Linked DNA regions of Homo sapiens: region 1 is linked to region 2. Evidence: chromatin contacts called from ENCODE Hi-C or POLR2A ChIA-PET data. All regions are on one chromosome and are shown on one strand. Each heading gives the region's core, a stretch centred on a gene start or an enhancer-like site at or near the end of the contact. The rest is flanking DNA. Distances are from core to core; before and after follow the strand shown.

Region 1 (6,067 bases), core at 129-2,628, 55 kb before region 2:
TTTCCAGAAGGTCACACAAACAGGGACAAAAAATCCAATGTTCTAAACCCTCACACCATCTCTTAATCTAGTTATATCATCCTCTGGGTGAGCCTAGCCCACTTTAAAATGGATATTCAGATGTCGGAATGAATAGAGCAGTGTGCCTGACTTAAGTAATATCAAAATTTTAATTAGAGATGTGGAAAAGATGGAGTCGATGAAGCTCCCCTGTTATCCAGAGACCATGACCATTCCGGGTGGTTGGTTTCGTTTCTAATGCACATCTGCTCCACCTCACCAATTGCTTTGCACAATATGAGTTCACATTACAAAGTCAACAATTCTTTATCATCTGCGTGGTCAGTCACCCTTTTGTTGTCCCTCCCTTGTAATTGTTTAATCTGGCCTCCCCTGCCACATTTCTTGGCTGCCTACTCTCCCCGCTCCTGTCAGTCAGGTTGTACTCAGGGAAGGCAAATGCACAGAAAAAGTCCAGAGTCAATTAGAACTAATTAGGTGTTTCATCTGCTGCTTTGGATTATCCGTGCCCTCTATAGACACACAGCATAGGCTGGTTGAACAACCACTCCTGGATTGGGGAGCATTCTAAGATTCACACACAGCTTCCTATTGTCTATGCTAATGGAGGTAAAGGCTGGTGTGAATGTACAACAGAGACATTTAAAAACCAAGGTATAGTTCACACTCATTTTCATTGTACATTTTAGTGAGTGTTTACAACTTTATATAACTGTCCGACCATCACTACAATCAAGGCATAGCATACTTTCAACATCACAAAAAGTTTTCTTGTGCCATCTCAGCCAATCTGCCCCCACCTTAGTCCCAAGCAACCACCAGTCTGCTTTCTGTCACTGTAGATTAGATTTGTCTTTTGTAGGGTTTCACATAAATGGAACCATGGAGTACATATTCACAAGCTATTTTTACTTGACTTTGGAATGGTTTCTCCAATTTCCTTCCCAGTGATGTCTGGTTTAGGCTGATATTAAAATGTGTTCATGTTCCCTACATCCACACTGATTTGACAGGGTGGGCAGAGCTGGGACATGGAAGAAACGTGAGAGGCAAGACGTGGAGGCTGATGAGCATAATTATTGGCAATGAGAAGAATGTTGGCTCTCCCCAGTATTTGTAGAATATGACAAAGCGGTGTGCCCATGTTGTGCCCTGAACCTATTTTCAAGGTCATTCAATACAGAGTCTCCTAAATTTAACTACCTAGGAATTGTGTCTTGCTTTGAATGGACATTTGGAAACTCCAGACTCTAGCCAGCCCCTCTCAGCCACGGAGTCATTGCTCCCCCTGGTGTAAACACAGAGATTTTTTACCCTGTGTCAGGCATTCCCACCACCGCAGCCCTCCCTGGACCACAAGGAGCCAAGGGCAGGCAAGAAAGCTTCAGGCTCCCTCTGGCTGTTGTTAGGTTCCTGGGTCAAAGGCTGAGTTTGTGAACACAGAGAAACACTAAGAGATCAACCGCTTGAGAGAGGACAGGAACAGAGAGAAGGGAAACCCCAGAGACAGAACTAGCTAGACATGCAAGATAGAGAGGTGAGGGGGCAGAGGCACAGCCCAAAAAACAAAGCAAGAAGCGATAGAGGGATGGGTTTTTTCCTCCATTTATGAAACATCCTAAAAATTTACTCCTCTGCCCAAAATAGATTCAGATCCAGGATATGAGAATCCTTGAGAAGTGAATTTTAACATGGGAATGCCGATAAATCTTTTAAACAACTTATACACCTCCAGGTGCTACTGGACCTGCTTAATCTCTTTAAACCTCCAGTAACTCCAACCATGGTGTTTAAAGTCTCATAAATCTGCACTAGCTTAAAATAGGGAAATATAAATCACGTTCAGAAGCTTAGGGGTAAGGACAGGAGACGGGCATCCCAATGCCGTTTAAAACCACAGCACAGGCTTTTCATCAAATTTTTCCAAGAAAAGTTAAAATGAAAAACATTCAGGTTTCTGGGTTGTGGTTTCATAAGTTCTCAATTTGTTCTTTTTCCTTTTTTTCAGGGCGGTGGGCTGGGGTCCAAAGGAGCATTGACTAGCTAGTCAGTTGGAAAGAAAAAAATTGCAAACACCCATCTCACTTAGTCCTTTTACACAAAATAAAACCTAAAATAAAAAATAATGACAAACTACTACCAGAAGTCATTAGAAAACAGCAATGTTTCCGGTAAAGCACCAACAAAAATAATGTCTGGTTTTTGTTAAATTGTTAATTTGTGCCAAAAAATAAAAGTTATAGATACTATTCTACTAATAATAGCTACCTTTTCTTTTTCATTCCTACCACATGCCCAGCACCTACCACTGAGCTGAGGACACACACAACCACCTCCTCCTCATCCCCCTGCTGCAAAGGCTGTCAGACTTTTTCTGGCTCCACATTCGTAATATTTCTCATTACAAGCAGTGATTCTCAATAGCTGTTCGAGAAGGTATTGGAGAAGCCACACTCTCCTAGAAAATCCAGGGGGTACATGAGAGATCCACCAGGGGAAGGCTTTTCTGTGTGAAGAGATTTGGGTACATTATCTAATTTTATCCTCACAGTGGCCCTGTGAGAAATATTATTATTATCTCTGTTTTACAGATGAAGAAGCTAAGGTTCAGACTGTTTAAGTAATTTAACCCAAGTAGCGTGGCTGGTAAATGATGGAGCAAAAATTCCAACCCTGAGTCTGCTTTGGAAGGCCTGATCTTATCCAAGCTGCCATCTACCTTCTGTGGGGCAATGGAACCAGACCACAGAGCATTTGGAAGAATCTCACATATCACACTCTAAGAATTGATATGTTTTCTGCTTCCTCTTTTCTGGCCCAGTCCAGTGATCTTTCAAACCCCAAAGTCTTAGAAAAATCCACTGTGTTAACTGACTCTTTACTGAAACTTCAGTCCTGTAGAGAAAATAAGAGTCTCCAGCTTGTGTCGCTTGCTTCAAGTTCCAGTTGGCCTGCAGGGATGTACCACCAAGTGATCCTGGGAAAACACTGGAACTTTCGTTTCCTTACCTACTAAATAGGGATCTATAAGACCTATCTTTGGGGTTGTTGTGAGGGTTAACATGTGGGAAGACCATCTGGAGCCTGCAAAGCCCAGGCAATTGCTGGGTCATGTGATGAGTATGGTGCCTGAAGTACAATAAAGAGGAAAAGCCTCCCTAAGGTCTGTCTTCACAGAGCAGATATTATGTGGAGGAGAGCACATCCAGCATCCAGCACAGCTCACAAATCTTGGCACAAGCCCCACTGCCTTGGATGTGAGGAGGAAGAAGTAAGAAGAGGAGGAAGTATCTCTCTCCTTTAGCAGCTCTCCAGCAATGTGTGTTTAATGATGCTAACTTATACTGGAGAATCGTCTTAGTTTGGGGTCTTCCAGAAGCCGACCTTGAAACAAGGATTTTAGAACAAGTGGTTTATTTGGGAGATAATCCAGGGAAATACCAGCAAGTGAGTGAGGAAGTGAGTCAGGGAAAGGAAGACAGCCAATAAAAAGTGGATTATTAAGCCAACTACAGAGGACAACTATAGCTTAATCCTGCAGAGAAACTCTGAGAAACTGTCTAAGACACACACCTCAGAATTATTCCACCCAAGGGATAACATCGTTGGGATATTTATACATCATCTCCCACCATTCATTGGTTGACAGATGCTCCTGGGGGATAGGGCAGTTAATTTTCCAGTGTTTCTGAACTGTCATGTGTTTTAAGGCCCATGACCCTCGAGGGTTCCAGGTAAAGTTCTCAAGCACCAAGATGCAAATCCTGGCAGATGGAAGATGTCTGGAAGACACTGAAATGGCAAGGCAGCCTGAGGGATATGTATTCAGTGTTTCTCACACTAGCTCCATATTTCCAGATGGGAAAAACCAAATTGGAAGGAAGTTAAACGTACCACTACTCACTGAGCAACTGTCCCAGGTATTTTTGAGGTGCAGGGTTGTGTTGCACATGAGCTTGAGTTCACAGTCCCATGCTAAGAAGATAACTGAGCTGAGGACACACACAACCACCCCCTACTGCCGTGGCTATCATACTTTTTCCTGGCTCCACATCAGTAATATTTCTCACTACAAAGGACGATTCTCAACAGCTGTTTGAGAAAGTATTGGAGAAGCCATATTCCCTTAGAGACTCCATGGGATACATCAGAATCCAAGGGCAGGGACAAAGTCTGTTTTTAAAATATATACTTACAACTGCCTCACTCCCTCACCATGCCAAGTCACTTGACACTAGGTTATTGCAAGGAGTGGTAATAGGAATATAGGATAAACTAATTCCTGATCAGATGCAGTAAGTCAATATCCTCTGAAACAAACAACTATTCAGCTAAAGGCATTGCCTCTTTTCTAAACCTTTACAAAAAGATACAGTGAGGCATCAAAGGAAGTAGTTTTAACTGTGTGCCAAGGATGGTTTGATTATTTCAGGAAGTTGGCAAAATACCAGAGTTTAGGAGAAGCTTCAAGCAGAGTTGTAAGTGGCTCAGTTTCTGCTGGTTCAGCATGAGACTCTCATCCAACGTCCAGTTAAGTTGGAAGTCAGAGGTCTCCTGCTTTGCTTCAAGGATCTGTTCCCTTATCCCCAAATCTCATCTCTACCCTGGCCCTTCCCTGAGCTCATCTATATTATAAAATGTTTACAGAGTGGTTAAATTGGAGTGATAATGCCAATAATTTATGCCAAAGCAATCTCAGTTACTTTGCCTCCATAATACTCCAAATTACAGGACCTGAATTATGCCTATGATCTGAACCTCTGTTTTGTCAGGTTATAAAAAAATGAGTTAAAGAGAAGGAAAGATAGTAGATGATTCCACCAGGTAAGCTGCGCTTCTTTCAATTTTACATCATGTGATTCTTTGGCTGTTAATGAAAGTCATCGTTGGTGCTTATAATTTTCCCTCTGAATGCCTAAGCATTTTATTATGGCTCACAACACCTCCCCTTCTACTGGAGGTCTTGGTTGCTGGACACAGCCTTAGAGAGGTCAGCAACAGTACTGCTTTACCAGATACTGACTTCTCCAATTGGAGCTTCTCCTTTTTGCAGCTCCTCTAAAAACAATGGCCTTCACATCATTTATGGCAGTGCTAGAAATACTTACAGGGGTGGGAGGGTGGCCTTCTCATAATCACTCTCTAAGGGCTTCAATCCATCTACCCTTTACCTCTGGGAAAAGAAGAAACTCAAGTCATCTTCCCTTCTCCCCGTGCCCCTTACTCTGTACCTCAACTTGATGGAGAGATTTCTCACACTGAGTGGGCATCACTTAGTAAAAGGTGGTGTCCTTCCTCTGCATTGTTGAAGATGCTGTCTGATTCTCAGTTCTCTTCTCTCATGCTTGCTGTGGTACTTTTATCACTTTTGGGATCTGTCCCATGAAGAAAGTCTCCTAACTTGGGCTTTGCTTGGGGGGAAAGAGAGGCACATGTAAGCCTCTGGCCTAGGCCACTCAACAAAGAGAGGCACTTAGCTTTCAGACACAAGCTCAATTAAGAGCTCCTTTCCTTTGTCATTGCTCCCTGTACATGTATGGATCATCCTTAGGAACTTTATGGAGAAGACAGAGAAGACTATGTCCCCTGCTTGGGGACATGATTTGACCATTTCCTGAAGTCTCCTGGCCTCCTCCTTTCTTGGCCCCATGTTTTCTATAAACATTTTCAAGGAGACAGAAAACATTATAAGAATGAAACAATTAATACCTGTTTACCCCATTCCTAATTCACCAGTTGTTCATCTTTTGCCACATTTGCTTATCTGTATGTGTGGTGTGTGTGCAATGTTTTTGTTTTTCTGTCTTTAAGTGTTCCAAACCATTTGAAAGTCATAGATATCAGAGCACTTTATCTCCAAATACTTCAGAAGGCATCTCCTAGGAATAAGGACATTATCCTGTTTTTATATAATGTATAGATATAACCACAATACTATTATTACACCTAAGAAAAGTAATAATAATTTCAGAATATCAGATATCCTCGGTTGTTTCAAGAATGCCTTTTATAGCTGTTTTCATTGTGCTAAAATACACACAACATA
Region 2 (6,805 bases), core at 1,205-3,704:
GCTCCCCTGATGATGCAGAGGGCCAGTGCATCAGCCAAACGGTGCTGAGAGAGCAGGAATATCCCATTCTCTCCCTCTTCTATTGACTAAACAGAACCTGAAGCTGGAGGGCATGTCTGACTGATGTCAGTCCAAGGGGAGGACAGAGAATGGATGCAGGAGGAGAGAACTTGCTCACACCCATACTTGCCTTTCCCCCAAGCACCCTCTATGCTAGTGATCAGCAAACTTCTTCTGTAAAGGCCCAGATAGTAAATATCTTAGGCTTGGCCGGCTAGACGGTCTCTATCACAAATACTCAACTTTGGCAGTTGTAGCACAGATAATGTGTAAACACATTAGCGTGACTGTGTTCCAATAAAACTTTGTAACACTGAGATGATTTTCAGGTAACTTTTCACATCACACAATATAATTCTTTTGACTTAAAAAAAACTACCTGAAAATGTAAAAACTGTTCTCAGGCTACATCCAAGAATGGCAGACTGAATTTTGCCAGGGACTGTAGATTTCAGATTCCTGCTCTACACTACAGCCATTGATCTTTGTAAAACCCCAGTCAGTTCACTGTGTCCCCTGCTTGAACTTTTATGTATTCCCAATGGCCTTAGGATAATAAGCCAAATCATGTAGTCTATGAGGACTGCATAGTCTGGCCCTACATATATTTCCATCCCCACTGTCTATACTTCAGCAGCAAGGAACTCTCTGGGTTTCTCTTTCTCAACATCATGCTGTCTCCACATCTTTAGAATACTCTGCTCTCCACTCTCTATCTAGTTCATTTGCAGATCTCAGCTCACTGCAACATTATTTATAATAGCAAACAACAAAATGAAACGGGGTGGGGGCATAACATTCCCAACACTAGGGAAGTGAATCATGGAACACCAGGCAGCCATTTTATAATTGTAGACTAATGAGAAACAATGTTGATTAGATATTAAGAGAAAACACGCATGTTACAGTAATACCTATTATTTCATATTGTCGTAATACATTTATACATATATATGTAGGTGGAAAAAATCTTGAAGGGAATGCACCAAGCTGTTCAAAGTGATAACTCATGGGTAATGGGGTTATGGGTGGTCTTTTCCTTTTTGCTTATCTATATTTTCTAAAATAAACATGTATTAAGAAAAATCAATATGAATTCAAAAAATATCAACTTAACTAAAAAAAACCCCTTAATTTCAGGTGAATATGTCAGCAAGTTATGAAGTTATGTGAGGGCTGGGGAAGGAAAGGAGAGGTTTTCACAGTTTGATCTAATTCAAAACTAAATCTGTGAAATACTCATTTCCTAAAATCACTCAGGATAAGTGTGTGATATTTTGGTGGACATATTTTAGTTCCTGGGCTTTGACATTAATTGTAACAGACTTTTAAAGCGTAGCTCTTTTCTCCATTAAAAAGAAATGAGGCCGGGCATGGTGGCTCACCACTGTAATTCCAGCACTTTGGAGGCCAAGGCGGGCGGATCACCTGAGGTCAGGAGTGTGAGACCAGCCTGGCCAACAGGGTGAAACCCTGTCTCTACTAAAAATACAAAAATTAGCCGCGTGTGGTGGCACGCACCTGTAATCCCAGCTCTTCAGGAGGCTGAGGCAGGAGAATCGCTGGAACCCAGGAGGCAGAGGTTGCAGTGAGCTGAGATTGCGCCACTGCACTCCTGCCTGGGTGACAGTTGAAATGGAATAAACTGAGTTATCTCTCTTCAACTTGATTTAAATCATTAACCCAAAACTCAATGCCTTAAAAACCAATGACTAAAATCCTCATTAAAATGAGTGCACATGCCAATACTAAGAATGTTGTGTCATTTTTCATCAAAAGTAATTACCTCAACATAAGAGGAGACAAGTACGCATGGAAGTAAACCCAAAATCCCAACTAATGAACACCGTTCTGAGATCAGTGGCCACAGGGAATAATTCTGCAATTTCCATCACACGCAAAGGTAACAACCCCGAGGTCTTATTTTTATAGAATATCAAGAACAAAATCTTCCAAAAGGCACACGATGCCAAACTAAAAATAAAGAGCGAAAACCCAAAAAGTCGCGCTCAATTCCTTCTGAAACCTATTCGCCTCCTACCCCTGTCCCATCCTCTGGCGCTGGCGGGTCCTCGTCCCCGTTTTCCCCACCGCAAGTCCTGGAACCTCCGCTTAACTCTTTTCTCGGCGGCTCCGCCCCGGCCCCGCCCCAGCCATGCCTTGGCCCCGCCCCGTTCGCCGTTTATTGGCTTCTCCCAACCCCTGCCGGTGGGTGACAAGCCGGGAAGCTTGGAGGGGTCTATTGCGTACGCCCAAGGCGCTGGGCCTGGAGCAGGAGAAAGGGAGTGGAGGCGCGTCGGAGACTATGAAGCGCGGCATTCGGCGGGATCCTTTCCGGAAGCGGAAGCTCGGCGGGCGGGCCAAGAAGGTCCGGGAGCCCACGGCGGTTAATTCTTTTTACCGTGAGGCTTCACTTCCCTCGGTCTGGGCTTCTCTGAGGCGGCGAGAGATGGTCAGGTCTGGAGCTCGACCGGGCCAGGTGAGGGCTGAGGACCTGAGGAGTCCGCTGTGGGGATGGAGAGGGACAGGGGGGTTTTCGGGCCAGGAACTTGTAAAACTCTGCTCGAAAAAAGACAAAGACAATGCGGCGACATTAAAGTGCTGGGACAGAGGTGCAGGGAACACCTAATCTTCCCGTCGTAACACGGCCGCTCGGTCTCTAGATGTTTCTGTTTAAATCGTCGTAGCCCTAGTCTAGAGCGCCGGCTTTGGGGTCAGGCCCGGGTTCGAGTCCCAGCCTTCGCCGCTGCGTCGAGTGACTTAACCTCTCCTAGCTTCAGTCACCTGCAGATTGAGAGTCTACTACTTTTTACTGCTCAGAACTTCCTATTCCTTAGCTGCAAAATAGGCAGAAATAAGCATAAAATCCTGTCTCAAAGAATTGAGAAGGTTAAATAAGAGAACCCGGTAAAAACATCGATCACACAGTTGTTGTAGACATACAACAAAATTTAGTTCCCTTTAAAACACGTAGTTTGCCACCATCTTAATGATAACAGCAGCCAACATTTAGATAGGACTTATGTGGCAGATGCTACTGTAAGTGCTTTTATGTATTACATAGAATAACTCATTTAATAGTCACGATATCCTTATGAGGTAAGTACTATTATCCCTATTTTATATATGAGGAAATCGAGGGCTGGAGGATTCAAATAACTTGGCAGTTACACAGCTGTGGAAACAAGATTCAGACTCACAAAACTGATGCCAGAGTCCATTCTTCTTTTAAACATTTTACCTAGTAGATGTATGACTTTGAACAAACCACTTTTCTGAAATTTAGGTTCCCACCTCACAAATAATAACTCACAGGGTATGGATTAAGTGAAAATGAAAGACCTTAGCACACTGTAAGTCATTCTACAAAGGCAGTATTATCTTGTACTTGTTGGTAGGAGATATGACTACTAAGAAATGCTTATATGATTCTCAAATAGCAAAATTAAAAGTTTAATGATAATAACCTCGTAGAAGTAAGTGTAAAATAAAGCAAACTGATTCTCCTGTATTGTGATTAGGACACTCCTTTTGGAGAGCAGCTTTGCAGTTTGTATCAAGGGTTATTAAATTGCTAATAACCTTTCACCAAATAATTTTCTTTTTAATCCTAAATATAAAAAGGCTGTTTTCAGTAGATAGAAAGGCTTATTCCAGGTTTGTTTTTTTAATTGTGAAAAATATGAAGCAAACCAAGACCATTATTATATTACTTCCACTGAAGGAAATATTATACAACCATTAAAAATTTATGAATATGAAAAAGATTTAAAAGTAGAAAACACAGGATTTAAAATTGCAAATATCTAGGTATTATGACTAAGTAAAAAATGCATATGAAAAAAGATTGGAGGCCCCAATAGCAAAGAACACATCTAGTACCTAGATCTTGGTTTCCACGTACCACTGTCCACTAAGGAGTCATGGCTTCTTGGAGAAATGACCAACTCCAGGGCTGAGCAGGGGTAATATAAGAAGAGCATGGACACATCAAACTAAAAAGCTTCTGCACAGCACAGGAAATGATTAATGGAGTGAAAAGGCAATCTACAGAATGGGAGAAAATATTTCCAAGCCATGTATCTGATAAATAATATCCAAAATACATATAAGGAATTTCTATAACTCAAAAGCAGAACAACACATAACCTGGTTAAAAAACGAAAAAAGGATTTGAATAGACATTTCTCCAAAGAAAATGTACAGATGGCCAGCAGGTATATGAAAAGATGCTCAACATCACTAATCCAGGAAATGCAAATTAAAACCACAATGAGCTATCACCTAACCCCTGTTAGGATGACATTAAAAAAATGAAAACAAGTGTTGGCAAGGATGTGGAAGAATTGGAACCCTTGTACACTGTCAGTGGGAATGTAAAATGGTATAGCTGCTATGGAAAACAATATGGAGATTCCTCACCAAATTAAATATAGAACTATATCACCCAGCAATTCTACTTCTGGGAATTTATCCAAAAGAATTGAAATCAGGATATAGAAGAGATATTTGCACTCTTGTGTTCATTGCAGCACTATTCACAATAGCCAAATGTGGGAACAACCCAAATTCTATCTGCAGATGAACAGATAAAGAAAATATGGTATATACATACAATGGACTATTATTCAACCTTTAAAAAGAAAGAAATAGCTGTCATATGCAACAACAGAGACAAAACTTGAAGACATTATGCTAAGTGAAATAAGCTAGTCACAGAAGGACAAATACTGCATGATTTTACTTACATAAAGTACCTAAATAGTTAAAACTCATAGAAACAGAATGTGAGCATGGATTGGGCGTGAACCAGAGGGATTTTTGTTTTTTGGGTTTTTTTTTGTAAAGAACAGTATTGGGATAATTGGCAACATGTGAATAAGGTCTGAATATTAGATTGTAATTCTGTATCAATGTTAATTTCCTGGTTTTGATAATTATACTGTGGTTATGTTAGAGAATGGCCTTGTTTTTAGGAAACATTTAGGAGTAAAGGAGTATTGTATCTGCAAACTTAACTCTAATGGTTCAGGCAAAAAGTACTGCTGTGTATATATATTGAGAGAGAATATGGAAAATGTCAAGGTTCACAGAATCTGAGTGAAGCATATATAGGGCATCTTTGTACTATTATTTCATAGTAGAAACTACAAAAAAAAATTGAAAGGAATTGTTCCAATATGACAGTTACTGTTTCAAGGTGCTTTTATCATGGGTAGTTTTCTTTACCAGATTTTCTATAATATAGCCTTGTGTATATTTTTTGGAGAAACACCATATGTAATCTTACAGTTATGCCAGACATATACCTCAGACAGTGTACTTTAATTGTGGTAGTTGTTTTTGGACTCGATCCAGGGTATAGTATTATAGTGTCATGGCTTGGATTTTTTATTATGATTCCAGCCAAGACATCGACATAAATATACCAAAGGGAAGGACCCTGAGAGTGTGATGCAGAGACCAGTGGTGTGATGTTATACAAGGTCTTATTTCCTACATTGTTGGTTCTCACTGCTGGCTTCATGACCCTCCATCATAATCCAAGTTATCTCAAGACGTATAACTCTTACCAACCCAGTTTTTAAAAAATGTATTCTCAGTGACATTCTTAGAAGGATGGAGCACATATTCAAGCATATAATAGAATGCCGTATAACTTTAGAAAGTTTGGTAGTTACAGCTCAAAGCTATCTGGAGATGAAATTAAATATGTGAAGAGAAATTATAAATAAAACTGCCAACAGTGACTACATCTGGAGGGTGGAACTAGGGGGGGAATCAGGGACTTTCTCATGTCTATTTAAAATTATTTTGAATAAAGATTATATTTATCTGATATAAAATTATTAAGATATAAAATAGTATACCATGGAAAGTGTCCCTTCTCGCTCTGTCCCCCAGATACTCTGTTTCCCTCCCCAGAGGCAACCATGATTAACTGTTTCTGGCATAACTCCCAAGATACTGGATGCATGTAAAAGCAAATGCTTATTTTTTCCTGTTTTTCTACACAAAAGGTTGTCCATTATTGTCACTTTTAAAACAAAAAAGTTTAAGAAAACAACAGTGGTATATGAATTTAAAAAGAAAAATTAAGACAGTGAGATGTAGATAAAGAGACAGGGTAGAGTTCTCACTTCCTGGTCTAATCAGGCATTCTAAAGAATGTACATAAAAGGAACCAGAGTTAAGAACTCTGTCCTATATCATGAATTAACTTGCATGTTTCAAAGAATTTGGGACTATAGAACATATTTTGGGATTAATATAGTCTGAACTTAGTGTAGTAGTTACTTCTGGTTTAAAATAGTATCTCAATTTCCTTTTCACCTTAAATAGACTTAAGGAACAAATATATGTGTAGTTTGCTTGACGTTTTACATAAAAGAAATTTAATATATGAATTAAATTATAATTGTGTATTTTTAGGATATATCACATTAATTAAAACAGTGAATAATGTGGTACATACATATAATGGAATATATTTGACCTCAAAAAGGAAGAAAAATTTTGACACATGCTACAATATAGATGAAGCTTGAAGACATTATGCTAAGTGAAATAAGCCAGTCACAAAAGAACAAATATTGTATTATTTCAGTTATATAAAGTTTCTAGACTAGTCAAATTCATAGAAACTAGGATGATAGTTGCTAGGGTCAGGGAGAAGAGGGGATGGAAAGGTATTGTTTAATGGATGCAGAGTTTCAGTTTGAGAAGATGAATAAAAGAAAAAAAT

Evidence for each region. A loop is a pair of places that touch in the nucleus more often than their neighbours do. ChIA-PET counts read pairs that join two places held with the same protein, here RNA polymerase II (POLR2A). Pooled maps may share reads with other maps.
Region 1: a pooled map shows a loop between it and region 2 (3-fold over the local background). The contact joins the enhancer-like site here to the promoter of CCDC14 in region 2. A Hi-C loop is called at or near these places in 1 of 50 pooled maps. POLR2A ChIA-PET finds 5 or more read pairs at or near these places in 2 of 52 experiments (B cell and Panc1).

The regions. Positions count from the first base shown.
Region 1 is chr3:124,011,967-124,018,033 of GRCh38, reverse strand. No RefSeq gene overlaps it. Among named protein-coding and RNA genes, the nearest start is that of KALRN, 18 kb to the left of the region's middle. Within about 2 kb of position 1,378, at least 2 of the 41 ENCODE cell types and tissues checked have a DNase peak (open chromatin) inside an H3K27ac peak, as active enhancers do.
Region 2 is chr3:123,956,878-123,963,682 of GRCh38, reverse strand. CCDC14 (coiled-coil domain containing 14) reads left to right here and starts at 2,454. Exons shown (of 13, transcript NM_001366335.1): 1 at 2,454-2,539. The coding sequence starts at 2,510. RefSeq lists a silencer at 2,136-2,446.